Regions from separate parts of the Mus musculus genome. Here all the other regions are linked to region 1. A link is a loop called in an ENCODE intact Hi-C map of the cell type or tissue named here. Cell type or tissue: gastrocnemius. All regions are shown on one strand.

Evidence for each region. Peaks named below come from ENCODE experiments on the same cell type or tissue, not always from the same donor. Only the 100,000 strongest peaks of a DNase experiment are listed, where the experiment ranks them.
Region 2: a loop joins it to region 1, with 4 times the contacts of the local background. A loop is called at or near these places in 22 of 42 quality-filtered maps.
Region 3: it touches region 1 in a loop (2.4-fold over the local background); 22 of 42 quality-filtered maps call a loop at or near these places.
Region 4: a loop joins it to region 1, with 5 times the contacts of the local background. A loop is called at or near these places in 6 of 42 quality-filtered maps.
Region 5: it touches region 1 in a loop (6-fold over the local background); 22 of 42 quality-filtered maps call a loop at or near these places.
Region 6: a loop joins it to region 1, with 3.0 times the contacts of the local background. A loop is called at or near these places in 14 of 42 quality-filtered maps.

Annotation. Positions count from the first base shown.
Region 1 is chr2:104,033,002-104,038,001 of GRCm38, reverse strand. Fbxo3 (F-box protein 3) reads right to left here. Exons shown (of 11, transcript NM_212433.1): 3 at 4,243-4,406. Among named protein-coding and RNA genes, the nearest start is that of 4931422A03Rik, 7.1 kb to the right of the region's middle. In gastrocnemius, no CTCF peak of the experiment used is centred here; a DNase peak (open chromatin) is centred at 2,976; H3K27ac peaks cover 2,304 bases.
Region 2 is chr2:104,420,202-104,425,201 of GRCm38, reverse strand. No RefSeq gene overlaps it. Among named protein-coding and RNA genes, the nearest start is that of Mir1902, 6.2 kb to the left of the region's middle. In gastrocnemius, a CTCF peak has its summit at 2,780 (motif pointing right); a DNase peak (open chromatin) is centred at 2,340.
Region 3 is chr2:104,132,655-104,137,654 of GRCm38, reverse strand. No RefSeq gene overlaps it. Among named protein-coding and RNA genes, the nearest start is that of A930018P22Rik, 12 kb to the right of the region's middle. In gastrocnemius, a CTCF peak has its summit at 3,039 (motif pointing left); DNase peaks (open chromatin) are centred at 3,032 and 4,074; H3K27ac peaks cover 1,317 bases.
Region 4 is chr2:104,093,590-104,098,589 of GRCm38, reverse strand. It overlaps Cd59a (CD59a antigen), which reads right to left and starts at 2,789. Exons shown (of 4, transcript NM_007652.5): 1 at 2,663-2,789. In gastrocnemius, no CTCF peak of the experiment used is centred here; a DNase peak (open chromatin) is centred at 2,689; H3K4me3 peaks cover 2,489 bases; H3K27ac peaks cover 2,389 bases.
Region 5 is chr2:104,120,804-104,125,803 of GRCm38, reverse strand. It overlaps A930018P22Rik (RIKEN cDNA A930018P22 gene), which reads right to left and starts at 3,035. Exons shown (of 2, transcript NM_026634.2): 1 at 2,475-3,035; 2 at 1,058-1,315. The coding sequence starts at 2,973. The coding sequence ends at 1,230. In gastrocnemius, no CTCF peak of the experiment used is centred here; DNase peaks (open chromatin) are centred at 2,727 and 3,086; H3K4me3 peaks cover 1,346 bases; H3K27ac peaks cover 3,425 bases.
Region 6 is chr2:104,583,707-104,588,706 of GRCm38, reverse strand. No RefSeq gene overlaps it. Among named protein-coding and RNA genes, the nearest start is that of Cstf3, 4.3 kb to the left of the region's middle. In gastrocnemius, a CTCF peak has its summit at 2,846 (motif pointing right); no DNase peak of the experiment used is centred here.

The DNA.
Region 1 (5,000 bases):
AAAATGTTTCCATGAACGCACTGACCTTGTAATAACTCACTGAGTCTGTAAATAACTCGCTGTGGTCTGTAAACATATTTACATAGCATTAACATCACTAATGATGGCAAACATCTCAACTAAAGAGAATCCTCCTAAAAACCTACCACTCTAATCATGAAGAAAAGATCAGACAAAACCAATCTGAGATATTTTCTACAAAACACCCCATGAGTACTTCTCAAAAATGTCCAAGTCACAAAAGACAAGGAAAGAACCAGAGGGCCACTGCTGGCTATAAAGAGGTGACAGCTCTATGTCATGTGATGCTTTACACTAGATCCGGGGAGAACACAAAGGACTGAATGCAAAGTCTGATGACGTCTCAATCCAATGGGAAAGTAACAAGATGTCAATCAATGTTTAGTTCTGATAAATGCCCTCTAGTGTGATATACTAGGGAAACTGAGACGTATACAGAACCCTCTACAAATCTAAATTAGTCTAAAATTAATGTTATTTATATAACATAAATATATTTATGTAAGTGTATATAGGTAGAATATGAATTGTATGTTGTAAAGTATATAAGAATTATATAAGGTAACAATTCTTGCTCTGCCAGAATGAGGACTTGAATTCAGATCCCTAGCACCCTTCAGTGCCAGGCATTGTGCTGAGTAACTGCAGTCCCAGAATGTGGACTCAGAGACATCCATATCCCGAGAGGTGGCTGACCAGTCCAGCTAATAAATCAATGCGCTCCAGGTTCAGTGAGGGACCCTGCCTCAAGAAATAGGGTGGTAGGCTGAGCAGTGGTGGCAATGCCTTTAATCCTAGCACTCAGTGGGAGGCAGAGGCAGGTGGACCTTTTTGAGTTTGAGGCTAGCCTAATCTATAGAGAAAGTTCCAGGACAGCCAGAGCTTTACACAGAGGAACCCTGTCTCAAAAAATAAAACAAAAGGGTAGATGTGAGGCACATCAAGCTCTGGTCTTCACATGCACACAAGTAGGCACACACACTAACATGTACATATACGTACTCTGCATACACATATAAAAGAAAAGGTAAAAAATAAAGAGTTTGATAGAAAAGAAACCAAGCTGAATAAAAGCCAGGAGGAGTATGGTAGATAAGGAAAGAGGCTAACATTTGTATGCTATGTGCTACATGTTAGACTACTTAATATGTAAGATTAAGAAGTAAAAACACCCCTAGCTAACAGAAAGATATAAGGGAATATATATTTACATTTCAGTAAAATTAAGATTAGAAGAGACAATATATTATAGTAAGCCAGACTGGTCCTTACCTTAGCCCTACTACTTACTGTGGAGAGTGAACTCACACTCACTCACTCACTCACTCACTCACTCACACTCACTCTCTCTCCCTCCCTCCCTCCCTCAATATGTGTATTTGTGTGTGTGTGTGTGATTGCATCTGTCTGACCTTGTTCTCCAAAACAATGAGCTAATGCCGCCCACTAGCGAGAGCTGTGGAAGGAGGGAAATGTCATGTGCATATTTATTTATAAAGTGCCTTACTGCTTTCAGTAAATACTCACCTACTCTCTTCTCCCCTCAGCTACTCAGAGAGGAAGCTGTGACGATTTATCAGAAGCCAAGACTGGGTTTATCTCTGCTGCTTACTAATTATTAAACTCTCTTTGTATCTTTTCTTTGATGTGAAGTGAAGGTACTAGTAATTAATCAGGGTTTGGTAAATAATAGCTGAGAGGCTAAATCCTTCTTATTGGAACCCAGCCACTCCCTTTTCCACTCCCTTTTGTTTCTGTATTGTCTAAGGCTGTTCCCCAGAAACAACAGACTAACTAACAGCAGAGTTAAACACAGGTCTCTGTCACAGAAACTATGGGTCAGTTCTACCAACTCTAAAATATTTACAGTCTGCTCCTTTAAAGGATTACTAAACTCCCAGCTCAATTCTAAGCCAATATACAAGGAAAATATGATTTGAAAATACACAATTAACCTCAGGATGCTCCATGACCCTTACCCCAAGTCTACCACCTATCTGCTGCTAACTTCCTCTTGAACCTGACACCTACATAACCTTAAAGCTGAATGAGGACTGTGGCCCGAGTCAGCAGCCAGGTTCCTAACTTAGTGTAGAACTCAGAGCCTGAAATTCCCAGCATCCCCAGCACTGTAGATGTTCCCAGTTAACCCGATTCCAAAACTCCTGGCAAGCCTGAGAACTGGCACCTAGGACTAGAGCAGACGTGGCCAAGAAATCTGACAGCTAGATGTACAACAGGCACAGGAACTAGGAATGCCAAAGGACGAAAGAACAAGGAGGTATGAGTCTGTCGGAAAGAACAACCATACTGCACTCTCACACTCTAAATGCCCTCATGCGGAAAAGAGAGACCTTAGATATTCTAAACAAAATGGGCTCAGTCCTCTCCCTGTAACCACAACTGAAGTAAAGATTATACTTTCAAAGTAAGTCAATTCCTGAATTTACCTTTTACCTTTTGATGGCAAATTTGGTCTTTTATGCCCTAAACTAGTACTATTTCCACAAAAAGACAATAATGATCTTCCTTACAGGATTTTTGGAAAGTGTGTCTAATGAGTGTCTACCTTTGTATTTAGTAACAGTTATTATAAACTATTACCTATCTGACTTATCACCACTGAAGACTTCTGTTCAGATGATCTCTGTCCTCTTGAGGCAGCTACCCCCAGGCTAGGGGAGTGTCACTACTCAGGTCTTCTTAGAGGGTAAGCTGTCGTGATATTAATGGGGGACTCCAGGGTCCCACCCTACTCCATCTACTAAAACCATTTATTCTGCCTTCTAATAAACACATCATGGTTTTTCTGAAAGTGACATTTTCATGAGACATTACAGTGGGAATCTGAAGAGAAGGGAATGCTATTTCAGAAAGATGGGTTCTAATGAGTCAGGAAGAACACATTCCAACGCTAGCTTCCCAAAACCAGAGCATGTGCATGGCGCCACCTAGTGAGTAAGTCTGGAAACTTCAGGTGGGAAGCAGATGAGCAGTAATAGTGCATCCTCATGGGTATTAACAAATCACACTGAAATACCTTATTAATATTTCTAGCCATAATTAGGCAATATAGTAGAGCATTGATCCTGGGGTCAGATCAGCCTCAGTTGAAACCTTAGTTTCACTACTTTGTAAACACCAAACAAAAAGGTTTTCTCACTCTTTTAGTTATCTTACATGCCTAATGACCCAACATTTGACAGGCACAAACAGGAAAGGGTACTGATACAAGTTTTCAATTAAGAAATAATCTTGGGGGCTGGTGAGATGGCTCAGTGGGTAAGAGCACCCGACTGCTCTTCCAAAGGTCCGGAGTTCAAATCCCAGCAACCACATGGTGGCTCACAACCATCCGTAACGAGATCTGACTCCCTCTTCTGGAGTGTCTGAAGACAGCTACAGTGTACTTACATATAATGAATAAATAAATCTTTAAAAAAAAAAAAGAAATAATCTTGGGCTGGAGGAATGGCTCGGTGAATAAAGCACTTGTCACATAAGCATGAGGGCTGGAGTTTGGATCCCAGGAAGCACATATGAGCTGAGCGTGGGACGCAACCAACTTGTAACCCAGCATCTGGGAGGCCGAGACGGGATACCTGGGGAAACTGGCTACTGCACTAGCCCAGTCAGCGAGCTCAGGACGAAACCCAACTCAGTACACAGAGCAGAGGACAGTCCAGGAAGACATGTAACGTCCTCTGACTTCCACACATGAATGTACATCCATGTGTACCTGTGTACACACATGCATACCACAAAAATATACACATGACAATAAGAATAACAATCATTTTTAGGACTGGTGGTATAGTTCCATTGTTGAATACTTGCCTAAAATGCATGAGACCTTGGGCTCAATCCTCATCATTGCAAAAAATAAAAATAAATCATAATGGTTATTCTCAAACAATCTTAGCATCATATATATATATATATATATATATATATAATATATGTGTGTATGTGTGAGAGAGAGTGTGTGTAAAATAAATATAATGATGAAGTAGTTCAGCTTTTTATTTTAATAACCATATAGATTCCAAGACCAATCAAAAAATCTCTAACAATATCAGCATTACACTTGCTTGGCTAGTAAAGTGTGAATGGTGACCTGGAAGAGGTTGGGTCAGTCAGATACACAGGAGATCTGAAGTTATTTAAACTACTCCTTCTTGACTAACTAAAATGTGGACGGGGGACTCTGTGTGCCAGTACCTTTCAGAGATAAAACCATCCGAGGACACCTGGGCTCCAAGTACTTCTTGAGGTCACGCCAGGCCTTTTTAATGGCGGCGTAATGGTCGATGTACCTCCCCACGTCTGAGTAGGTCTCTATGAAGAGGGATCTCCAGCACTGACTCTTCCCGGCTTTTTCTTCCCTAGGTTTAAAAAACAAGATTAAAAAATCTTTTGAAATGATATTAACATTTTTTTTTCTCTTTTCCTTTGTTTGAGATAGGGTCATATGTAGTACAGGCTGGCCTTCGACTATCGATGTAGGTAAGGATAGCTTTGAATTTCAGATCCACATGCCTCTAGCTGTCAAATGGTAGAATTAAAAATGTGTACCACAAACCTGGCTTAGCATGTAGTTTTGATATTAACCAACACACTTTATTGGGAGTTTATGGTAACTCTGCCTTTTTATTTTCTTAACTTATTTTTTTGGCTACAAAGAGAACTAGATAGCAAGAAATGATACATTTTAAAAAATGAATAGTTACTACTGTCATGGTAGGGTCACTTATTTTCTCACTTTCTGCCTAATTTTTTCAAGTTTCCCAGTTCTTAACAAAATATATGAATAGTATATCAGTACAAAGTAAGTTTCAACTTACTTCTAAAAAGGTATCAGTTGGAAACAAACCTTTTGAAACAGAGTACGTAGCTCTGGCTGGCATGAACTATGATCCCTGTCTCTTTACCTCCCAAGTGCTGAGGTTACAGGTGTGTGTGACTGAACCCGGCTTCAA
Region 2 (5,000 bases), 390 kb before region 1:
TCCACCACGAGTCATTCAAAATAGCTAGGGCATATCTATGTTCCTAGTACTGGGTGTTTATCATTAGAAGGTCCATTGCCTTACCACACTGTGGTGGGGAGACCAAGCAAATCAGTGCCAACAGTGTGACATTAGAGGTATGTAGACTGCTAGCCACACAGGGAGGTAACAGCATAAAAGCTTAGCTCCAGGCCTGGAGAGATGGCTCAGAGGTTAAGAGCACTGACTGCTCTTCTGAAGGTCCTGAGTTCAAATCCCAGCAACTACATGGTAGCTCACAACCATCTGTAATGAGATCTGAAGCCCTCTTCTGGTGTATGTGAAGGCAACTACAGTGTACTTACAAACATAAAATAAATGTAATCTTATAAATAAATAAATGCATCTTTAAAAAAAAAAAGCCCCTGCATGCACTTCTAAGACCACTCGGAGAGCTCAGTGCATGGGTGGGGTGAGACAGAATGCCACTGTGGGGTTGGGCATGCAGCCTTCTGCCAAAGGAAGGAGTGTGGACTTAATTCCAGACACCAAGAAGCTATAAAAGATTTTAGGTGCTCAAATGCAACCCAATCTATGTCTTGTAAAATTTGACTCTGGTTGACCCATGGAGAGTAGGCTACAGGCGTGACAACTCTCTACAATGGTATTGCAGTCCATACAAGAAGGGGAGGCCAGTGCATGCCTTTGATTGAGAGGTTTGTATTATGAATATAATGTATCCTTTTCCCTTTCTGGAGAAAAGACACATTATATAGCCAGTCTGACCTTGAACTCTCTGTAGCCCAGGCTGGTCTGCTGTGCACCACACACCCAGCATTTTTTTAGTTTAACATAGTATTTGGAAGAGCCAAAGGTTTAAATTTGGATGAAGCCCAATATGCCACTATTTCTTACTTTGTGTTCCCTAAGACATTTCTTGAGTGTGAAGTTTTAGAACTTTCTCCTGCAGTTTTAGCTTTTATATGAAATCTCTGGTCCTTGTCATGGGAGGTTTTGTGCTGCTTGTGATAGTGTCCTATGTTATTGACCCTATGGTTTATGTATGATAAGTATAGTCACAGGAAGTAAAAGTAGTATATTTTCTATCACAGAGAATTGTTCATGTTGCCACATGCCTGGAAAATTCAGAGAAACACACTTCAAAAAAATTACAGTTTTCAAATAGTTACTATACATGCAGACAATTAAAAATAAAAACTGTGTGTGTGTGTGTTTGTATACAAGAGCATTTGCCACAGTGCACATATGAAAATCAGAACAGCTTTGTGTAGTTGGCTTTCTCATACATCTCTACACTGGCTCCAGGGACCAGGCTTGGGCCCCCAGGCTTATATGCTAAGTGCCTTTACTCGATGAGCTATTTTGTTGGCCCAGTTTCTACTGTTTCTATTTGATATTTATAACAAGTTTTTGGGTTTTTTTTTTGCATGATTTATAATCCTCCAATGTTTCAGTGCCCATACTCTCAATGCAAAGTGATTGGTTTTGTTCTAAGCATTAGAGACAGAGAATACAAAGAACTCACTTTTTTTTCCTTAAAAAGATTTACTTATTTTTAATTTTTACATTTGTCTGATTGTTTTGCATGCATGTATGTGTGTGCACCATGTGCATATCTGGTATGTGTAATGGGTAGAAGAAGGTGCCATGTCCCTTGGAACTACAGTCACTGATGGTTGTGAGCTGCTATGTTGATACTGGAAGGTGAACCCAGGTCCTTCACAAGCCTTAACTGATAAGCCACACCTCTTTCTTTTATAAATACAATATTAAATTTTGTGTATTTTGCGGTATTAGAGATGGCTCAGTGGTTAAGAGCAGCAGCTCCTCCTCCGGGGGTCCTTAGTTCTATTCCCAGCACCCCATGGTGTCTCGCAACCACCTGTAATGGGATTTGATGCCTTCTTCGGTCATTCAGGTGTATGTACAGATAGAGCACTCGTGCATAGATGAATAAATCTCATTTTTTTCTGAGCATTTTATATCATGCATACTATTATTTTGACTTATGCTTTTTCTTATGTTGAATGTCTGCACTATTTAGCCTGTATTTATGAGACATTACCATAGCTCCCATCTCTCCTTTGATTCAGTATGTCTCACCGACTGGAAACTCTGGATTTAACCCATTTTTATCTTGTAGATGCTATACTTTTGACATTTGCTTTGTGTCTGCCTGCAGTAGGTACTAAAATATTTTCTAAGTAAATAAATTTGGGGCTGCAGAGATGGTTCAGTAGTTAAGAACACTGGCTGCTCTTGCAGAGACTCTGGGTCAGTTCCCAGCACCCCCATGGCAGTAGTTCACAACTGTCTTGAACTCCAACAGGGAAACTGGCTCCTTTTTTCTTGCTTCTGAAGGCACTGCATTGCAGGTGGTGGGCAGGCATACATGCAGGCCAAACACACATAGGAAAAGGCTGTGGAATGGAATTTGGAGGCTTACATTTAATCTATCTTGTCATTTTTTGAATTATGATTTTTTTAAGAAGGGTTGGACTTTAATTTACTCTGTTAAGTGAAAGAGCTGAGGGCTTGCAAAAAAGATGAAGCCAACAGATAGCGTGGAGGGTCCACTTCAGGCCTGAGAGTCAGCAAGTGACTGGCCATGGCAGATCCAGTGGACAGTGACTAGTAGTCTTTCAGTAAGACAAATACTGGCAAGGAATTCAATAGAAATGCATAGCATACACCAAGCAAGTTAATCAGGCCTGAGATGGTCTGAGCATCCAGTTTAACAGTTGGTCACTCTCTTCAATATAATGCAATGTTATATAATGGCCAGCAGGGGGAGAAAGTGTTCGCTAAACATTTGTTCTGTAATATCTAAAACAACAAAGCAGAACTAAGGGCAGTATATTTGTGTCCCAGGGACAGTATGGTACAATGTGAGAGGTTTTTTACTTTTACAAATAGTTTTTAAAAGTGACAGTACCCCAAGTCTATTGAAGGAAGACATCTATGCATTTACCCACCCTTCTCCCACCACATAGTTTCATAGTTTTGCCCCTTTAGAATTTCCTGACTATGTCTTCCATGTCCAGTAAATGTTTACTGACCTGCAGGGAAAGGGGGGGCGGGTTGCTCGAAATGAATATAGAGAATGTGGTAGCACACAGCAAGTACTTATATTTTATAATTCCACATTGGCTTTCATAGGATGGAATCAAAGGGTGTTGGTTACATTTTTGCCAAACTCTCATATATGCATGTAGCATAAGACTATAATCCAGCCATGATTTGACAAAAAAAAAAATCAGGCTATGACTATTTCATTACTAGCTGCTTTAACACAACTGATTTATTAAGATGTTTTTGATGAACAGGTATGGTTGGTACATGAGTGTTTGTGCCCCGCCCCTGTGCCCATAAGCCCATAAGTCATGTTGGGACATCTCACTAGTGACATGTTGTTCTGTCTGATGGTGGCCAAGCATTGTCACATGCTTTCCTCATTTTCTCCTGTTCACAGTGTGCAGCTAATAGTGAGACTTCAGTGAAAATTACATTAATGGTTTCTTCAACATCATTTTCTATGTATGTATGTATGTATGTATGTATGTATGTATGTATGTATGTATGTATCTATCTATCTATCTATCTATCTATCTAATCTATCTCTATCCACCCACCCACCCACCCACCCACCCATCTACCCACCTAAGTTCTTGCTATGTAGCCTAGGCTGGTCTTGAATTTATACTCCTCTGGCCTCAGCCTTCTAAGGGCTGGAATTATAGGCAAATGCCAGGTTTTCCAACACGTTTTTAATTCTAGACAGCCAAGAAGGCAGCCTGTCAAGTGTTTGCCAATCCACTGGCAAATTTCAAGCAACTTGCCTGCTATCATTGAACATGAAGAAACACACCTCATTTCGCAGAGACAGAAATAACCTCAAGCATGGAGATTACAGGATGTACAGCCCAATTAGTGTAAAGTGGCGAGTGCAAGCCATCCCTGCAAGGTTGTTATCAATAGAAGAACATTAAAATGGTTTCCTGACCTTTATGAAGGTATTACAAAGGCCCCTATCATGGTCGGAGTATTTACAGAAATGAGCCGAGGAAGAAGAGGCTTATGTGGTGTAATATGCAAAACATTGCCACTGTGAAGAGTGGTTTATCTTATCCCACCTCCGTTATGCAACACCTCTTCTGTCCTTGGCCAATTGCTACGTTCTTTACTAAGTTGTGATGTCTTGGATTTCATACTTAGTCTGTTGCTTATCTCCACTGTCCAGCAGTTCCTCTAACCTGAATTTCTCAGGATTGCTTCCTCCATAGAGTATCTGTCTTCATGTTTCTGGACAGAACCACTTTGCTTGTATATGCTGATGAATTTGTCCTTCCCAGGTCCCCAAGATTTATCTGAATAATCCACACAGCACAACACATGTGTCAGCCTTCCCACCATCAGCTACTGGTTCTCTGAGTCCAGTTACCTTTACTCCAGTGCCTGCCTCTGTTGTCACTCTCCTTTGCTAGACAAGTCTTCAGTCTCTCCCTCTCCCTCTCTGTTTCTGTCTGTCTGTCTGTCTCTCTCTCGTGTGTGTGTGTGTGTGTGTAGTGTAGTGTAGTGTAGTTATGTGTACATGTGTGTAGATATGCACAGGCCCTTGTAAAGGCACAGGCCAGAAGAGGATGCCAGGTGTCTGTCTGTCTGTCTGTCTGTCTGTCTGTCTGTGTTTTAGGTCAGGTTCCTTCTCACGGATCCTGAAACTCATCATTTTGCCTCCCCTCTCCATCTCCCAGCCCACCCCCCCACCCCACCCCCAGTGCTGGAATTGTAGGTACACACAACTTTGCCCAGCTACTACCTGGCTGCTGGGGAATTTGAACACATGCCCTCTGGCTTTCACACTAAGTGCTCTTACCACTGAGACCCCCTCCCCAGCTCTTGAGTATCCAGTGTTGTAAAATATTATGTAGGCTTATTACTCTGGAAGACTGAAAGGAAGCCCAGCCACACCCTTCTCTGTCTGCTGGAACTGATGACAGCTG
Region 3 (5,000 bases), 100 kb before region 1:
GACCCTTGTAGATATGAAATTGCTTAAGTGGAGAGGGAGCTTCGGAAAGCCTGGTGTGTCAAATGAGAGGGAGTTGGGCTAGACAGGGAGTACTTCAGTTAACAGTGCTTGCTGCCCTGGCAGAGGACACAGTGAAAGTTCCCAGCACCCACAGAAGGTGGTTCATGACTGCCTGTAACTCTGGCTCCAGAGGATCCAACACCCTCTTCTGGCCTTGGTAGCTACCTACAGGTATGTGGCACACACAGAGAGACACACACATACACATAAATATAAACAAATAATAAATAAATAGAACGAGAGGACATGAAGTGGAGTGGAGAGGTTGGGAAGGATGGCGAGGCCTTTCATATAACTCAGTATCTGGACAGAAGTCAATGTCAGTACTCGGGGTGGCGAGGGAAGGAGACACCATTACTGATATTCTTCCTACTTATTTTTAGAGCTTAGTATTATTTTGATTTAAAAATCACACATGAGGTGATAAGCCACGGAAATCTTTTCAGTTTGGGGCCTAAAAACTATTTCACTCTGGCTCTGAATCTATTTTGTGGCCAATGGTCATACATGAAGTGGATCCCTACTGTGCAATTCAGTTTTCTGTTACTGTACCAAAATACCTAATGTAATCGACTTAAAAGGAGGAAAAGTTTATTTTGAATTTTGGCTTCAGAGGTTCAGTGTTATGCATCAATTGATCCTATTGCCTTGGCGTGTGGTGAGGCAGAGCAACATGGCAGGGCCCCTGTGGTGGAACCAAGCTATTCAGCTCATGGCTAGAAGTGAAACAAACAGGAAAGATCCCTTTTCTGAAATGTCCCTAATGATCTAAAACCACTAACCCACCTCTTAAAGTCTCCTCTGCTGTTAACACGCTGTCTGTGGAGAACATTCCAGACCTGAACCATTGCACCCACATCAAGATCTGGGACCTTCCAGATGGAGGTTTGAATTCCGCCTTTACTGCATTGTAGCTGTGTGACTTTGGGCAACGTATGTCCTGTCTCTGAGTCTTCACTTCATTGAGAAGCTTTCTCCAGAAGAGGACACTGTGGAGGGGGAGACAGAATGCGAAGCTTACAGCCTGGCATTTTGCGAGCATGGTGGTCACTGTAACTCACAAAGTTCTTCCAAGAATATTCCCGATAATGTGGATCTCTTTATTTTGCCAGAGCTGGTATGTCACCCATGGGTCACCTAGCAAAGACTCCTGTACTCAGCGCTACTGACCTATCCTCTGTGGATATGTCTTTTGTCCAAGAACCCAGGTGACCCATAAGCCAGCCAAGCAGAGAGGAAGCTAAGGACCCTGGGGAGAGGTAACGGTGCTGAGGAAGGAAAGCCTTCTACCACTCATCAGTGTGGGGAGAGAGGGATCCGATGCAGCTCTCTCCAGGGCCCTACATTCTGCTTGTGGTGATGCCTCCCATCACTCTGGGAGAATTCTTCTGTGTACTCAACTCCCCAGGGCACTCCAGCAACCTCATGGAACAGCTGGCTTTGCTATATCAACAGGTTGGGCACAGTCATCAGGCACAGTCTGCTTTGTTCAAACAGCATGGGTCACAGCCTCAATGTCACGTGGTGAGCCAGTGGGAAATAAGATCCTCTTGAGAACATGCCTGGGCTTCCTACATTATCTGCTCAGGGGCAATGTGTAAGGTTTGGTTTTGCTTCTGTGATGAATCTCTGACATCATCCCTTACAAGAGGAAAGATTTCTTTTTTTTTTTTTTTTTTTTTTTTGGCTCTGGGTTCCAGGGGCTTCAGCCCATGGTTAGCTGGTTCTATCACCATGAACCTCAGGGAGGGTTGAACAGCTTGCCTCGTGGTAGACAGAATGAGTAGGATGAGCAGAAAAGGGTCAGAGAAAACTATCCCTCAAAGGCACACACCCCCAGTCCCTACCTCCTCCAACCAGTCCTCGCCTTGCACAGGTCTGCACCCTTCTTAAATAGTCTATTCAGACTTTAAGTCTATCAGTGGTTAACTTACTGATGAAGACAGGGACCTCATGACCCTGTCACTTCCCCCAAACTTACTTTTAAGCATTACTGGTATGGAGGACTCAAGACGTCTGTGAATGGGCATCCTGAGAGGATGTTTCATACCCAAACCGTAATACTCCATGTGGTTTACAGTAGAGTCCTGCAATTGAGAGGATCCCTGCCCATCCTTGCTTTGGAACCCAGACCTGGTAGTGTGTTATTTATTCATGAAAACATTCTCCATCTTTGTTGGTAGATATGGGCTAAAGGGAACAAAAAGAATAGTTTGGAACAACTTATCAATAAATTAACTGAGATGCAAGGCTTTGAGGTGGCCCGGGCTCATCACAGATGTATGCTGCCTGGTGTGTATATAAGCAAGGGTCTGAACACATCTTACTGGTAGGTAGGGGTGGTAAATATGAATGAGATATGACTCTTTTCACTTGTTTGGGGTTTGGAGGGACAGAATCACTATATAGCCCTAGCTGACCTAGAACTCTCAGTGTGTACCAGACTGACCTTAAAATGATAGCAACCCCCATGCCTCTGCCTCTCCAGGGTGCTAGGATTACTGGTGTGTGCTAACACACCTCTCCAGTGTGCTAAGATTACTGGTGTGTGCTAACACACCTGGCTTCTTTTCCCTTTTTGCAGTGGGCTCTTATTAAGTTGTCCAGTCCAGTCTTGAACTAACTCCATAACCCAGGCTGACCTGGAAAATGTAATCCTTCTGCTTCAGCTTCTCATGCTGCTGGGATTCTGGGTGTGCACCACCACGTCTGGCTCTGCAATGTTCTGCAGCAGCAGCCCGGGCAGACCCATACAGGTAGTATCAGTCAATGAGTCTGGTATAGTTACTTTCATTCTTTGCTAACTGGACATTCACCTTGAAACCAAATCTAAAAAGGGCATATTTTCCAGGGGCAAGTAGAACACTAAGCAGGCAGCCACCTCTGGGAAGGGCCAGGGCTACACCTGTGCTTGTTTTTGCATTAAGTGTTCCAACTGCTGCCTCTGTGTCTCTGTGAATCTATGCTGCCATCTAGTGGCTCCCACTATGAGAAACATGTGAAGAGACCTTAATGCAAATCGCCCAGGAAACTGAGACAACAGTAGAGACCTCAGGCAGCAGAGCCAGGCAATTTGCAGGCACTACCTCAGTTCACCCGCGACAGTCTGTTATTGTGCATGCTTTCCACACAAGAAGAGAAGAGAAAAAAAATCAACACATGACTGAACACATTGGGGAAGGACTCAGGTTTACTTTGTGTGTGCTGCTTTCAGAATTGCAGGAGTCTACACTGGGATAAACAGTCACTGCCCTGGGTGAGTCTGGGAGTGGAGACATGGGCAAGCTGTTGCTTTGAGCTAGATGATAGTCTGAGTTCTTCCTATACGTTAACGTACCTTGTAACCACCTGTGATGACCATCGCTCCTTCAGATGTGGAGGCTGGTAAGTATGTGTTACTATGTCTGGTGTGTGCTGGGTTTGTGACCCAGCTGAGCTCAGAGGTGTCAGTCTTAGTCACTGTTGCAAACCACCTCTCCAAAGGGGACGTCTAAGGCTCATCCCTAGGTCTCAGAAAAGAATTCAAGCCTTCTATACTTGTGATGTAATAAAGAACCGCCTGGCCCAGATAACCTTTTGAAATAGCAACACAATGTTGTCTCTCACATTCATAATCAAGAAACATGAAATGCATTGAGTTACCCAAAAATGCCCCCCAAAAAGTCTCACAGTGTTTCAAATACACTTATGATTTTGCATAAATCATATATAGTTATTATCCTCAGCCACCTGTGGCACCTCTGATAAATCAACTTTTCGTCTGGTTTTATATAAGTTAATGTTTCAGTAGGCTGGATCTGAAGTCAGACATATGACCAGGAGTGGCAACTTTCCCTCTCAGGCTAGTAGCCATCAGTGTGCTCAAAACACATTTGAGGAATGTGTGGTGTGAACAGAACCGTGGGATCAGGGTGAGCTGATGGCAACACAGCCCTCGTCCCTAAGATCACCCAGATCTGGGGGAAGGACAGGCAGACGATCCTTCTGTCCATACATAACAATGTCAGCGCATCCCGGTGGCTGAGTGCCAGGAGAGAGGGTGCTAAGGGAACTCAGAGCAGAAACACGTAAGCTAGACTGGGGAGAAACATCTGGAGACGGTTCCTGAAGGAAATGGTATCCAGCTCCTGAGAGAGAGGGGGGGGAGGGAGGGAGGGAGGGAGGGAGGGAGGGAGGGAGGGAGGGAGGGAGAGGGAGGGAGGGAGGGAGGAAGGGAGGGAGAGAGAGAGGGAGAGGGAGAGAGAGAGAACAAGCAGGGGTTACATTTGCACAGCTGTCGTGGCTTCTCTGTCTCCTTCCTTGCTCAGTGCCCTGGGATGAAGACAGGCTTGTGTGACGCATAATCAGGATTGATAAACGGGGCATACGTAACCTTCTGCTGACCTTCATCTGCTTTAAAGAACCGAGTACTCACAATCAATGCCCTTGAACCCTAGGTTACTCTTACAGCTCCTTAACAGCTAAAGCTGCAGAGAAGCTGGCTGCAAAGGGCAAGAGAGTTCAGCAACAAGATGACAGGTGAGCTCCCTGCATCCCTGCTGGGTTCTGGGCAGAGGCAATTCTGAGTGAGATCCAGAGGAGACCATGGGACATTTTGTCTCCAAGGACTCCTTATTTAGGAACCAGAGACTCCTCTGCTTCAATCAGCCTCAGCCATAGGTCCTCTTCCCAACATGGATGGAAAGAGGGAAGGGGATGTTGACCCAGCCCAGGAACCTTGCAAGAAATGGCTGTAGGGCTGGGTTTCTCCGTGGCAGGCTCCTCATCCTTTCCCTGTGTTCTGAGGACTCCTCTGTAAGTTTTCTCTAGGCTTCTTTCTATGGCTTGTTACCCAAGACCTGTACTGTCGCCCACAATGCTACGGAAGGAAGCCGTTTCCTAACTGTACCCAGAACAGGAGAGCATGCAGCTTCATGCCATAGACTTCTCAGACTCCTCTC
Region 4 (5,000 bases), 61 kb before region 1:
AGGAACCACACAAACCCATGTTAATATTGCTAACTTTCAGAGCAGGGAGAGCTCTATTGGCCACAGCGTACTCATAGCCTCTAGAAGCTAAGAGTGCTCAGGAACAGACACTTCTCAAGGAAATCAGATCTGGGGTCTCCAGTCACAAAGGCGTCATTCTGCCAACACTTGAATGAGTAAGGCCATGGAACCTTCAGGGCCTGCAGGAAGAAAACAGCCTGCTTCTCGATTTTAGCTCAGTATGTGGACCCTAGTCAGACCCCAGTTAGATGAAAGAACTGTAAGATAACTTGTGTTGTAAGCTCATTTTTTTTTCATTCATTTGGCAGCAATAAAAAAATATAGAGAGAGATAAGCCAAGCGTGATGGCATGTCCCTACTGTCTTCAATATACGGGTGGCTGAGGTGGGAAGGTCATATGGACCCGAGAGTTTAAGATCTATTTGGTCAATAAAGTTAGACCCTAATCCAAACAAAAACCAGAACAACCCCACCCCCACCCCCCAAACTTACTATAACCAACAATCTCGTTACTGGAAAATGGCGGCTTGGCATTCAAGCATAGATTAAGTTCAGAACTGTGAACATAAATGGAGATTATAATTCAGCTTCCAAAATAAACGCAGCTAAGGGAAAAAACCACACAGACACACACACACAAAACAAACAAAAACAAATACAAAAAAGCATACATGATATACATGATATCCTCCCTCCCTCCCCACTTTTCTTTTCTTTCTCTTACTTTTAATATATGAAGAACGCAAGCCAGGCCACCATGCAGCACTATCTTGAGCCACATCCCCAGCCAGATTGAAGATTTTAACAGCAGCAGTTTCCACAGGCTTCACAGACACCTTCAACCCTGGGTTGCGACCACACAGAACTTGGGGTGTACTTTAAGGCTGAACATATCATAACGAATAAAGCTGCAACATCATCATCCTATAAGAAGTTCTGAAAGGGGCAGTCTCTGGATGGTCCATCCTTAACCTCCAAACGCAGACACCATTGCACACGCCAGCAAGATTTTGCTGAAAGGACCCTGACATAGCTGTCTCTTCTGAGGCTATGCCAGTGCCTGGCAACACAGAAGTGGATGCTCACAGTCAGCTATTGGATGGAACACAGGGCTCCCAATGGAGGAGCTAGAGAAAGTACCCAAGGAGCTGAAGGAGTCTGCAACCCTGGAGGTGAAACAACAATATGAACTAACCAGTACCCCGGAGCTCTTGACTCTAGTTGCATATGTATCAGAAGATGGCCTAGTTGGCCATCAGTGGAAAGAGAGGCCCATTGATCTAGCAAACTTTATATGCCCCAGTACAGGGGAATGCCAGGGCCAAGAAGTGGGAGTGGGTGGATAGGGGAGGGGGGGAGAGTGTAGGGGACTTTTGGGATAGCATTTGAAATGTAAATGAAATAAATACCTAATAAAAAAGTGGGGGGGGGGGGAGAAAAGGTTCTGAGAGGGCTAGAGGGATGGAATTACCTGATCCAAGACAACAGGGCAGTCTCAAAATCACTTTGGATGTATCTTGCTTTTTACTTACCAAGGTCTGGAAGCTAAGTGACTTAACATAACCCAGTGTTAGCAGTCTCATGGGCCTTACGGGCTTGGACATGCTGTAGCTAAGCCTACAACAGACCCCAAAAGTCCTTTCTTCAGTTCAAAGCAGTAATTACATCAGCAGCTTAGGACAAAGCAAAACACCATCACAATGGAAAGGCCCCTCCCAGCCACCTGGTGGCTCCATAAGCACTTCAGAGCTCTTGAAATTGCACAGATCTGGACTTCACCTAAAATGGCCTCAGTCTCTTAACAACTTATCTCAGGATCCTAAATCCCTGGCTCATCCCAACTCCCACCCTAAAGTCCATTTGATTTTGTTTTTGTTTTCCTTCTACTTCTTTCAACCCGCCCAGTGAAAAGGGAGGTTTTTCATTTATAGCAAAGTACATGCCAAACGTTTTTCAGCATGGTCAGGGCATAATGAGGTAACTCCTCCTTAGTCTTCCCAGAAGGATAACAGCAAATGTTGTGAGCTCCCTTGATTGTCGTTCTGACGCGGTCATTCTGTGTGTCTGGCCGGAAGGACTGGAGAAAAGGTGCCCTGAGGTGGGTCTCCGGAACATTGGCTGTTTTCCACATTCCAGGAGATCAACCATGAGCTACCTTAGTGCTCACCACTACCCTGTGAAATAAGTCCTTTCCCTTTACTGATGAGAAAATAGGATTTAATAGCTTCCTTTCGACACCTACGAACGAAAAGGAAAGGTTCTTTTCAAAGTCTGCCCTCAGACTGCAAGGTGGCCGGGCCCATGGACCAAAGATATCCACTAGAGCAGCTACAGATTTGGACCTCAGCAAGAACTGCAGTGAGTTCTTCCAAGCTGAGGTTAGCCCTCAGGCCCCGGGAGACCGACTTCACTGAGAGGCCAGGGGTGCCCTGGAGTCAGGCGCTCAGGGAATGCCTAGCTCCAGCAACCGCTGAGTAGGAAGCAGAGTGCAGGCTGCGGCAAGAAATCGCTATAACAAAAAAGGTCAGAGGTACAGGCCTGAGAGAGGCCTCCCGAGGGACAGCCCGGACGCATGCGCTGCCGAAGCACCCCCACCTTCCACCCGAGGCTCCGCTCCAGCCAACTCTGTGCCCTTGCTTACCTGCAATCTTAGAGTCAGCTAGATCCTGCTCTAGACACTTTTCAGATCGCCAGTGACTGTGCTCATGCTCTGACTGCTGACAGTACACAGCAATGCAAACCAAATCCACTGGCCACGCCCAAGAACTGATGGCCACACCCCCACCACACCCCCTGGGCTCCTATGCCTTCTAGTCACTGCCTTTTCCTCTGTCAGAGAGCATTTGGCTGCCAGAACCAGAATCTCTGGAAACCTAGGATACAGGAAAGGCTTGCATTTCCCTCTGATTTCTTACTCCTAACTAACACCCTAAAAGGCTCTTGATTTTCCCTTTCTTTAAAAACAAACAAACAAACAAACAAACAAAACCACAATGTTTTTGTGCCCATGTTTGCTAGTGCCCAGAACTATCTCTTGACAAATCATAGATATCTTTCCAGGCCATACATCGTGGCTTGCTCCTACTCTCAGGTCCTGACAGCCTCCAAATACTCTTCAGACACAAATGCCATCTATTTTGTTTGGAATGAAGACAAAATCCCGTTGGTCATTAGAAACCTTTGTGGACTGGCCAGGGGCCAGAACTACGTGAAGTTGTGATACAGAGGTGCCTTTATCATTTGGAAAGACTCATAAGCAGGAAGGAAGCCAGAGGGGAACAATAATTTTTTTTAAAATATTTATTTACTTATTTATGTAGCTGTCTTCAGACACTCCAGAAGAGGGCATCAGATTTCGTTACGGATAGTTGTGAGCCACCATATGGTTGCTGGGATTTGAACTCAGGACCTTTGGAAGAGCAGTCGACGCTCTTAACTGCTCAGCCATCTCTCCAGCTCCGGGAACAATAATTTTAAAAAGAGTAAACATTCCAAGAGGCTGGCCTCCTAAGGGAACAAGAAATGCTCTGTTGGTTTTTCTTTTTTTAAGTCTTTCTGCCCACAGGAACATTTCCTGGTGGGGCTGTTGTTGTTGTTGTTGTCGTCGTCGTAGTCGTCCTCGTCCTTGTTTGTTTTCACCTGTAGTATCTATCCCCTGGCATGCAGTGAGTCTGTATCTGCTGTGTCCCAAATGACAAAGGAGGTCAGGAACATCCACTCTTTCCCTAGCCTACCAACAATTACAGAGTCTCCGAGCTATAGAAGAAGTACATAAAACACTTGTAGACCAAAACAAATAGGAAGAGTGGGGAGTCACCAGCTAGGATGCCCTAAACAGATTTGTGCTATTTGTCCTCTTGTACAAACTTTGATTTCTAGGATGGGATGGGCACAGAGTACCCTACTGGGCTTGGTCCTGAACCATTTTAAGGACTTTCACCTAGTCTCAGAAGACTCTGGTCCCCACAAACTCACCAACTTTTGCAGGAACAAATGACCCATCTATAAAGCAGCATGGCCTGAGGAGAGGACTTTCCATCTCCCCATCATTTACAGGGTGAAGGCTGTGGTTTTGGAGCCCAGGGCCACCTGGACCAAGCTCTCTATATATCACCACATGGCAATACCTGGTCAAGAAGCTCCCTGTTTGGATGGGACATATTTTGTCAGCAGCCTGGATGTTCCCTGCCCTTAATCCTCTAAAGTAAGGTCGGCCTGGGCCCCCTGCCTTGCTCTCCCCTTCTGCTCCTGAGGAGGATCTCTGTCCCTCTCCTACTCCTGCCATCACTGTCCCTGCCCAGCCAACACAGGCAGAGGGAGAAGCAGCCCCTGACTCTCCTGACTCCACTTACAGTCTACCTGGGCCCCCAGAAGGCCGACTCTACTATGGCCTTACGCCTCGGGGGCATGGGGCCCCAGATGCTCAGGGGAGACAGTTCATGACATAGGTGCCATTCACCAGTAATGATCTTTACAGTTGGAAATTACAGACGGCCCACTTTCAGAAAGACAATCTGTTCTCACAGGTCTTCTGGATTCCATCATGCTGACTCACAAGCCCACCTGGTCAGCAACTGCTCCAGGTCCTCTTCTGGAAATTGGTTCTGGAGCAAATGGGCTGCCCACTCAAGTCCGGGCTGATACTGATGCAGCCTTTCCTTTGACTGGTCCCAATTGTGATTTTAACACTCCTAAAGGTAAGGAGAGGCTCTGGGTCTATTGCCAGATTCTCATGAGATAAGGGGGGTTGAAGAGGCTGCCAGACGGCCCACAAACTTATCTAAGGTAAGCCAAGTGATTCAGGGAAAGAATGAGAGCCCCAGGGAATATCTATAAAGACTTTTTAAAGCCTGTGAGACCTACACTCCTTTTGACCCAGAAGCCAGAGAGCACCATCAGCTATAAACATGGCTTTTGTTAGCCAAACTGCCCTTGACATCTGTTGGAATCTTCAGCGTCTAGACAGTTTGGGGGTAAGC
Region 5 (5,000 bases), 88 kb before region 1:
ACGTATTGACAGCTAGAACAGTACAGGTAGAACCAGTAGCCCCACAAGTCAGATCCTGTGACACCTTGGCTGAAAACTTCCAAGGACTCTCCTCGTGTCATAGAGGCCTTGTGACCTGGCCATGGCTCTAAAACCCTACATGAATGAGTGCCTCTGCACTCACCCCGACCCCTCTTCCCTCACCCCTTCTGCTCTGCCATCTCACCTGATGGTTAGGATTCACCAATGCTGGCTTGCGCCACTGTAAGCCCTTGCATTGGCCCTTCTGCCTGGAACATTCCCACATAGGGAAATGATCTTCAATCACTTCCCCACATTGTTTAAATGCTACCTCTTGAACAAGCATGGTAGTATGCAGCTGTAACCCCAGTACTTGGGAGGCAAGTGCAGAAAGATTTGGAGTTCAAGGTCAATCTGGGCTACATAGTTTTGATCTCAAAACAGTAAACAAAATATGCTATATCTTCAAAGAGACCATATTTAAAAGCCCACTCTGTCTTCCTTGGGATATAGTCTGGCTGTCCTTACTGCCCTCTCCCTTTCATCGTTTGACATGTCATTCTTTGTGATTGGCATGTCATTCTCTAGGATGCCTTCTTGTAGTTCACTCATGTTTTTCCCCATCCCCAATTCCAAGTGTTTACACGGGGGACTAAGTGTTTAATAAGCACTTGATAAATACCTCTTAAGTGTTATATGTGATTTTCTTAGAAAGACCATGTCTTTAAAAAGATTACCAGAATTCTGTGTTTCAAAAAGAAATTTTTGAAGCACAAATTACTTCTAAAAATGAAAATTACTGAGATGAAGGGCAACTCAAGTTCTAAATTTAGTTCGAGGGTTGCCTATATGGCTGAGAGCCAACATCAGGACCAGGATTTATTGCCGGGGCTTTGAGTCTCTTGTATACACTGGCCAGCCCAGTATGTCTGGCAGTGATAGTGTTGGGTCCACTCTTTGAGTCACAGGAGACTCTGAATAGCAGGCCAGACAACAACTGCATATCCCATGAAGGAGAGCCCCAGCATCAGCCCAGAGGAAAGAGGCTATAAGATTTACCATGCAAGTGGGCACTGTATGTGAAGTATGTGCTGAGAGCAATGATAACAGTAGTAAATACAGAACAGAAAATAACCATCTTTGAAATGACAACAACTAGGACACATTATCTAAGCACTAACACCTAAGGAGGCAGCTGCCCAGCTCCGGGGGGCGTGGGGGGCAGCTCCTCAGGAGCAGGAGGCCGACTTTCCAGGTTGCCTGCTCATCTTCAGTCCTTGTAATTTTTCATCTTTCAGCGCCTTCAGGAATTTATCTGTAGGAGAGCAAAACAGACTCAGCTGTGGCTGGGTTTTCAGGGTCTTCCTATATAGCTCCAGGTGGCTCTGGAACTCTTGATCCCTCCGCCTCAGCCTCCTAAGTACTGGGATTCCAGGCATGTACCATCTACACCCTGAGAAGCAATTTACTAACTTCCAGAGCAAGATTCTGAGAAGTAATTATGCACGACCCTAAAATCTCCTAGAAGCCCAACCTTATCTAACTCACACATCTGAAAAGGCCATTTCTGGGGACTTTTTCCTCCCGCGGCTATGTATGTCTCCTGCAGAGATGAATTAGAGAGCATCCCAATGACCATGCATACCTACGTGTATCTTTTTTTTCATACTTCACCCCACTATGTGGCAGAGAGGACCAATTTAACCTGTTGTGCTGCAGAGGTGAAATTATCTTTCCAGAGCCATGTGCCTTCCTCTAATAGTCCAATTCAAGCCTTAGAACAGGGGGTGAATCAGGATAGCCTCAGGCTACTAATTCCTGAGCAATTTAATTAGTCCTTCTGGAAATATGGCTGGCTCTAACTGCCTTACTGTCCGCTAGAGAGGCATCTGTTCATATACCAGAGGATTCCTGCTTACATCAGCACTTGTTCTGCTCTGATGTGGATCCCCAAAACCTCAGACTTTAGACCAGATGTCAAAGTCCAAGATCTTGTCCGAGGGTTTGGGGCCCAGGGAAGGGCAGAGGCCAAGGCTCCTCAGTGAATGACTGTGGGGCTTCAAGGTCTGGGCGATTCTTATGATCTCCTTCCACCCACAGACCCAGCTTAAGATTTGAATACTGAAGATTAATGTCTCTAGAGATAGGGAGCCTGTTGTGGGTGGAGCTCTAGATTACAGAAATGTGGTCTTACTGTGTAGGACTGCTAAATTTAAGAAGAGTGTGCTTCAGGTGTGAAGAGTCAGTGTCAAATTACTTCAAGGGCTAGCCCCTAAGGGTTTAAAACTAAAGGGCTTGAATAGCTCAGGTGTGTGGGGAGGCAGGGGTCGGTTGAAATTCAGCACGTGGGGGTCTGAACCTCTGGAGGACAGATATTTGGGGGTGGAACTCCTAGGGCTGGGGTCACATTCTGTTGCCTGACTCTAGGGGGCAATTAAGGCAGCTAGGATTGGGCTCGTTTGGCAGTCACGCACAGCGCTGGGAGTCGAAGCCGTCCCCAGTGATTGTGAGCAGCTCCAGCTCCTTAATCCGGATCTCTAGCTCGCACAGCTCCTCAGGGTGGGAGGCGGATGCGAGCCAGGGGGTCGTGGAGCCGGGGACCAGGGCCGAAGTTGCCATCTCGGGGCCTGGAGGCGGCGAGTAGAAGAAGCGCAGAGGCTCGTAGGGAATAGAAGCCAGGCCGGACGGCCAGGGAGGAGGACACGGGCGCTCGCTGGGGGGACCCAGGCCAGGCGGCGGCGGCGGCACCGTAGCTGGGGGTGCCAGAGGCAGGGATCGGACCCCCGCTACTCCTGCCACCCCGGCCGCCGGCGTCCCGCCCGCCTTCAGCGGCACGAAGAGCTTCTTCCAGATGTTAAAATCGCTCAGCGGAGACGACGAGATGCCCCGGTCGTAGAGCGACGGAAAGTAGAGGGGCGGGGCCGGCCGCTGGCTCATCTTGGGGTTCTGGCTGCCGCGCCGCCCCTTCGGCATCTTTTGAATGGGAGGCTGCGTGAGAGGAACCCCGCGCCGGGAGACGCGCGCCAAAGCCCCGTGTCTAGGAGTTCGGAGATTCCACAGGCCCCGCCCCGACGGAGCGTGGCCCCACCCTTCGCTCTAGCTACGCCCCTAGGAGGCGGAGCTCTGGAGAGCAGAGGCCCCGCCCCACGAGTCAGCTTCGGGCAAAGCTATCGTCCTTGACCTCTTTTGGTGCAGCTGCTGCCCTGCACTACCCGCCCCAAAATAGCCCAGGCACACTTTAGTCTCGGGCCCTAGACTCCTCCCAGAAGCCTTCAATTCTTTTCTGCTGCTAATACTGCACACAGAGTTGGCCGAGGCTGAGAGAGAAATTCAGCTTTCTCCTTTTATCAGGGAGTGGAAAATATTTCCTAACAACCAGACCCTTTGTCCTAGCAATCTTGACTCATTATTTAGAAACTGAAAAAAAATGTGTGGCTGACTTCATTCTCTACAGAGGGAGAAAAGGAAATTTTTCTGGTAAATGTAGAGATGCTATGGAATATTCTGGAAATGGGGAAGCAGTCTGAGTTTGTAATGACCCTGAGGCAAACAACTTTTTTTTTTTTTTTTTATGAAATGCAGTTTAATTCTCTTCTGAACACATAAGTTATCAGGAGCTGACAGGCAGCAAAACACCAAAAGGAAATTATGGGGCCCACCTCAAACACCACACCCATCCCTGAGAACTGGATGTTCTGTCCAAGAGACATGTACAGCTCATTTTTATGAACTATGAGCCAGTAACTAAGGAGAAGTCAATTTCCTTCAGGCTGCTTACTCTTTTAATGATCACCTGCAGGAATGAGCAGGGAGGGTTGGAGGTCATGGAAGCGCAGGCTCAGCTCCGTGAGCGAACTTGTGTATACAGATATGTGCTAAATACATGGGGTGGGGCAGCAAAAGATGGAGTCTGATATCCAGACTGCTAGTCTTGGGCAAGCAGTTTGACTTGGAGGAGAGGCTGGTTGTTTGCTTTTGTGTAACCCAAGTTGGATTAGAACTTCCCATGTGGTCGGCCACATAATTCCAGCAATCCTCTTGTCTCTCTTACCTGGCAGGCGTCAGAGACGAGCATCACCATGCCTAGCATGTCGCTGGACATGTACATGTTTTCTCTCTTTTCCTTTTTAAGTTTTATTGTGTGTGGAACCATGAGTGTGTGTGTGTGTGTGCACTCAGATGCCCACAGAGGTCAGGAGGATATGGGTGCCGGAGACTGTATCAGATCAGGGTCTTCTGCAGGAGCACTCAATGCTCGTACCGGACTAACCCATTTCAATAGCACTGTTTAGTTGTTTGTAAAATAGGTCTGAGCCCCTCCTCCACCTCCTGCATCAAAGAGCAAAGGATATTTTATTACTCAAACAAGAGGAACCTGAGCTAAATGATGAAATATAAAGTAGGTGTGCTCAAGAGCAGCTTTCCCGTTAGTGAAATATTTATATATGTCATCATCTGCCCCTCATCTAGTTGCTTGCAGATGGTCGCTGGTGAACATGGGCACATTCTGGCTTGTGAACCAAAGAGGGCATCTTTCCCTCCCGCTGCATGACCTGTTGTTTTCTCTTTCTAACTCCAATACATTGCCCTCAAGTTCCCTTTTGTGTCTTGCTTTTAAAATTCTTTCATCTGTGACATCAAGAACCTGTTTTTATAAGGGACTCTGTGTCCCACCATGGCAAGGCTACGGCTGTCTTCCTGGCCTCTGATCTTCAAGTCCCTCTTCCTGGCAGCAGGCTGGCTCTTTCTGGAGGTTGTTTGTGCCATAATCTAAGGGCCATGCTATTCTAAGAAACACAAAACAGCCTTTTATTACTAATCTGAATTAACCATTGTGCTGGTGTGGACATGAGGGCTGGGGTACTCCCATCTCCTTCTCAGTTCCCAGTATTTCAGAAAAACGTTCTCAAAAATGCAGTCCAGCCTTTATGTTTGTTTTCTAGGTAGATGTATTTGTGGAGGTAGCAAAAAATAAAATAAAATAAAATTATCAAGTTAAC
Region 6 (5,000 bases), 550 kb before region 1:
CTGGAATAGGCCATATAAAACCATTAGTAGTTAAAATAATAGGTGAGGCATAGCCCAATCCGTGAGAAACAAAGATCCAATCTTAAACAGGAATGGCTTGTCTTTATTATAAGATGGCTTTCAAGTCTAAAATGGAGGCAGGCTGGTTTATGCTATCTCTAGGTTTTATGTTACATGTTGGGGGTGTTGTCTTTTTGTTGTTTCGGTTTTTGATTTTTTTTTTCTTGTTGTTGTTTTGTTTTTGTTTTGAGACAGAGTTCAACCTATGTAGTCCATGCTGGCCTCAAGCTCACTGAGATCTATTTATTTGCCTCTGCTTCATGAGTGCTGGGACTAAAGGCATGTGCCTCCACCACCCATCAGGTTTTGTCTATTTTAATTTTCTTTTTACATTTATTATTTGTTTTTGTGTGTTCAGCCAACCTATGGGAATCTGATCTCTCCTTTCAATGTAAATGCCTCTAGGATGAAACTCAGGTCGTCAGGCTTGATGGCTGTCATCATTACCCACTAAGTCCTTGCTGGTCCTTTGCATTTGTATTTGAGACAAGAGTCTCATGTAGCTTGAACTCCTTATTCTCTTGACTCCACTTGTAGAATAATGGGTCTGGAGGCATACCATTATATCTGTTAGATCACAGATGATCTTGCCAGACTACAAGAACCCACCATTCCGTATATCCTATCTAGTGCCTTAATTAATCCGATAAACTCAGAGACCTCTCCCCTATAAAGTCTACATTAATAATGAATTTCCTTTGGGTTGCTGCTGGATCAAGATCTTTGAGGCTCCTCAATGAAAGTAGTCAGCATTATTAAAAGACCTGATTACCTGAAATCCATCTCTGCATATTTATAGAGAACCTAGAAAGAATGTTACTTGAAACAACTCCCAAACTGAGCATGGTAGTACAAGCCTTTAATTCTGGTAATTAAGAGGCAGAGTTAGAGTCAGGCAGTGGTGGTTCATGCCTTTAATCCAAGAACTCAGGAAGCGAAGGCAGATGGATCTCTGAGTTCAAGGCCAGCTCTGGTCTACAGAGCAAGCTTCAAGACAGCCAGAAACTACATGGTGGAAGGAAGGAACCAACTTTTTCAAGTGGTCTTCTGACCTTCACATTTCCACCATGGTGCATGTGCAGCCACCCACTCACCTAAACAGATACACATGATAGATAGACAGACAGACTGACCTACCACTTCAGGAGATTAACATTTTTGGCATTTTTTGCTTTATATGCATGTATTTACAGGTGTATTTGTGGTTTTCTTTCCTTGTTTTGGGTTGGTTGTTAACTTTTTTTTTTTTTTTTTTTTTGGTTTTGTTTTGTTTTGTTTTTCGAGACAGGGTTTCTCTGTATAGCCCTGGCTGTCCTGGAACTCACTCTGTAGACCAGGCTGGCCTCGAACTCAAAAATCCACCTGCCTCTGCCTCCCAAGTGCTGGGATTAAAGGAGTGCGCCACCACCACCTGACGTGGGATTTTTTTTTTTTTTTTTGGTTTTGGGGTTTTTGTTGTTGTTGTTGTTATTTTGGGTTTTTTTTTTTTTTTTGGCAAAATATTTTAAAAGTAAATTAAATTCATTCTCTAAATGAATCAGTTTGTTTTTTCTGAGAATAAGGACTTTCTTCTTCATATTCACAAGACCATTTATCATATCCATGAAAGCTTACAGTTATTTCCTGACATCAATTACGATCTAGTTTACATCTACATTTTCACATCTCTTTCAACAGTGTGATTTTTGGGGAATATGTGCTGGATCAAGCTCACCGTCTTCTGAGCACTAGCTTCTGAGCTACACCGTCAACCCCAAAATGTGTTTAAAGGAGGTTTCTACAAATCAGTATTCAACCAAGTTTCCGGAATTATGCTTAATTTTATCTCATTTATTTTAGAAAATGTTCACCTTTTGGGTTTTTGAGACAGGATCTCTCTATGTAGCCCTGACTGTTCTGGTCTGGAACTCACTTTGTAGACCAGGCTGACCTGGAATTCATAGAGACCCACATGCCTCTGACTTCCCCAATGCTAGTTTTAAAAGTGTGCACCACAATCCCCAGGACAAGAACTCAAACAGGGTCTAGATCTAGAGGCAAGAGCTGATGCAGAGGCCATGGAGGATTGCTGCTTACTGGCTTCCTACTTCCCCTACTTTCTTAAAGAGCCTAAGACCATCAGTTCAGGGGTGGCCCACCCACAGTGGGCTAGGCCCTTCCCCATCAATTACTAAGAATATACAAAACTATCTTATGAAGGCAGATTCTGTCCATCTGTCTTTCTCTTTCTTCCTTTCTCTCTTTCTCTCTCTCTCCTTTCTTTCTTTCTTTCTTCCTTTCTTCTGCCCTTCCTCCTCCTCCTCTTCTTTTAGTTTTTCAAGACAGGGTTTCTCCACATATCCCTCGCCGTCCTAGAACTCTCTAGAGTAGAACTAGGCCTCAAACTCAGGGATCCGCCTCCTCTACCTCCCACGTGCTGGGATTAAAGGTGTTAATCCCATCGCCATCATCACTGGCAAAAAGAATCTTAGGGAAAGACACAGGATCCATGTTTACTTCTTGAAGTGTTGGGGATTGGATGTAGGCATCTCTCTTGTAAACATTTCCTGTGTCAGTGAGCTACACTCACAGCCCCACATTTATCTTAATAACTATGCCACTAATACTGACTCAGCACCCACAAGTCCTGATTTAATTAAAGTGTAACTGTTAAAAAAAAATATTCTAGAACTCATGGAGCTGACCCAAAGGAGATCTGAGAATTTTGAGGATAGTCTGGAATACCTCGTGAGAACTTTTGGGGAAGAAAGGCAGAGAACAGAAAGAAAAGGGCACTTGCAATGGTTCTATGAGTCCCCAAGATGGCAGCAAATACAGGTTATAGCTAAAGATTAAGCAGCGGTGGCAAACCTACTGATATATCTCTCTCTCTGTAGATATCTATATGTATGTATGTATGTATGTATCAATCTATCCCAAATTCACTTGGAGGCTAGCATTGTGATACCAACTATAATCTCAGCACAAGGGGGGCAGGAGGGTCAGAAATCCAAGGTCAGCCTTGATTACAGGTGAGGCCAGTATGTGATATATGAGACTTTGTTTCCGAAGAAAGGAAGAAAAAGAAAGGAAGGAAGGAAGAAAGAAAGAAAGAAAGAAAGAAAGAAAGAAAGAAAGAAAGAAAGGAAGGAAGGAAGGAAGGAAGGGTAAGGAAAGAAAAGAAAAAAGAGAAGAGAAAAGAAAGAGAAAATCTATTAGAAATTTTCATCAGAATTCTAAAAATAGTCGTTGCTGGGCTTGGTGATAAGCTTGGTGTCTGGTGTTGCAGTACAGACTTGGGTCTTATTTCTTAGTTAAAATACCTGGTTAACTGGAGCAGTGTCATACACCTTTGTTCCTAGCACTAGGGGGGCAGAAGCCAGGGGATATCCAAGAGTTTGAGGCCAGCCCAGTCTATATAGAGAGATCCTGACTCAAAACAACAACTATAAAACCAAAAAGAAAAGAAAAGAAACAAAACAAAAACAAGCAAGTAAGTAAACAAACAAACCAGCCTAGTTACAGCTGATCATCATGGGCAAGTATAAATCACACTTGCTACAAATACTCGCTCTAAATATATTGGGTATGGCCAGCCTCTGTACCCATGCAGCTGATTCTTTCCACTTCTGTCTTCTGTTTATACTTTGACTTATTTTAGAGAAAAGCTTGACAGACACATGACTTCAGCTATGTAGAGGGATGGGTAAATATTTCAAAAGCCTGTGTAAAAGGGTCACAGATATATCAGGAATTTTATTTTTAAAGTATGTGCAGCACTTTCAAGAAACAAATTCTCAATACACTGATAGAACTGTCTACAATGACTTATCTTGACTTAGAATGCTGACTGAACATATTTTTCATACCTGAAATTTAATCTGACTCTCTTAACTTGAATTTAAAATGTTTTTAAAATTAAAATAGGTCTGAATAATATTTAAGAACACCAAGGTATTCAATTATATTTATTTATAAAAGATCTATTTATTTATTTAGACTATGTGTCTCTCTATGTAGTCTCACTAGCTGGCCTGGAACTCCCTATATAGACCAGGATATCCTAGAATTTACAATAACCTATCCACCTCTGCCTCCTGAGTACTGCAATGAAAGGTGTGGGCACTACACCTAGCAAGAAGCTGTTTGTTTGTGTGTGTGATTGTTTAGCTTGTAACATGTGAAACATTGTGTGCTCCATGTGTATTTGATACTTGACGAGGCCAGAAGAGGGCATTGGCTCCTCAGAAACTACAGTCACCAAGGTTTATGACCTGCTGTGTGGATGCTGGGGGCTAAATCCAGATCCTCTGCAATCAGGGCAGCTGTGGTGGCACAAGCCTGCAATCAAAAGATTAAGAGAGCCGGCGGCGTGGTGCCGCTCTTTAATCCCAGCACTCGGGATTTCTGATTTCGAGGCCAGCCTGGTCTACAAAGTGAGTTCCAGGACAGCCAGGGCTACACAGAGGAACCCTGTCTTGAAAAAAAAAAAAAAAAAGATTAAGAGATTGGTGCAGGAGAATATAGAGATTGAGGATAAAATAAAAAACAGAGCTTGAGGCTACCTGAACAACAGAGAAAGATGCTGTCTCAACTACCCCTCCAGACTACCACACATACAAAAGAAAAGAATCAGACTGGGGGTACAACTCAGAGCTGCAGTGCTTGTCTAGCATATGAGAGGTTCTGGGCTCAATTGCTAGCATTGGGGTAGTAGGGAGTTCAAAACCCTAAAAGAACAATATTACAGTAAACTGAGCAAGAAAACAAAACAAAAAATTATCATTTTACTATTTCAAAACTACTTTTATTTGCCCTGGACCTTGAGGAAGCAGGCACAGCCTCAACATGAAGAATGACCCCAGCAAGTTCCTGGGCCTCTGCAAGCCTCAGCCAACCATACCATTGGTGCTAAGGACCATGCATCTATCTAGAGGAATGTGGCCAAGACTGATAATGTC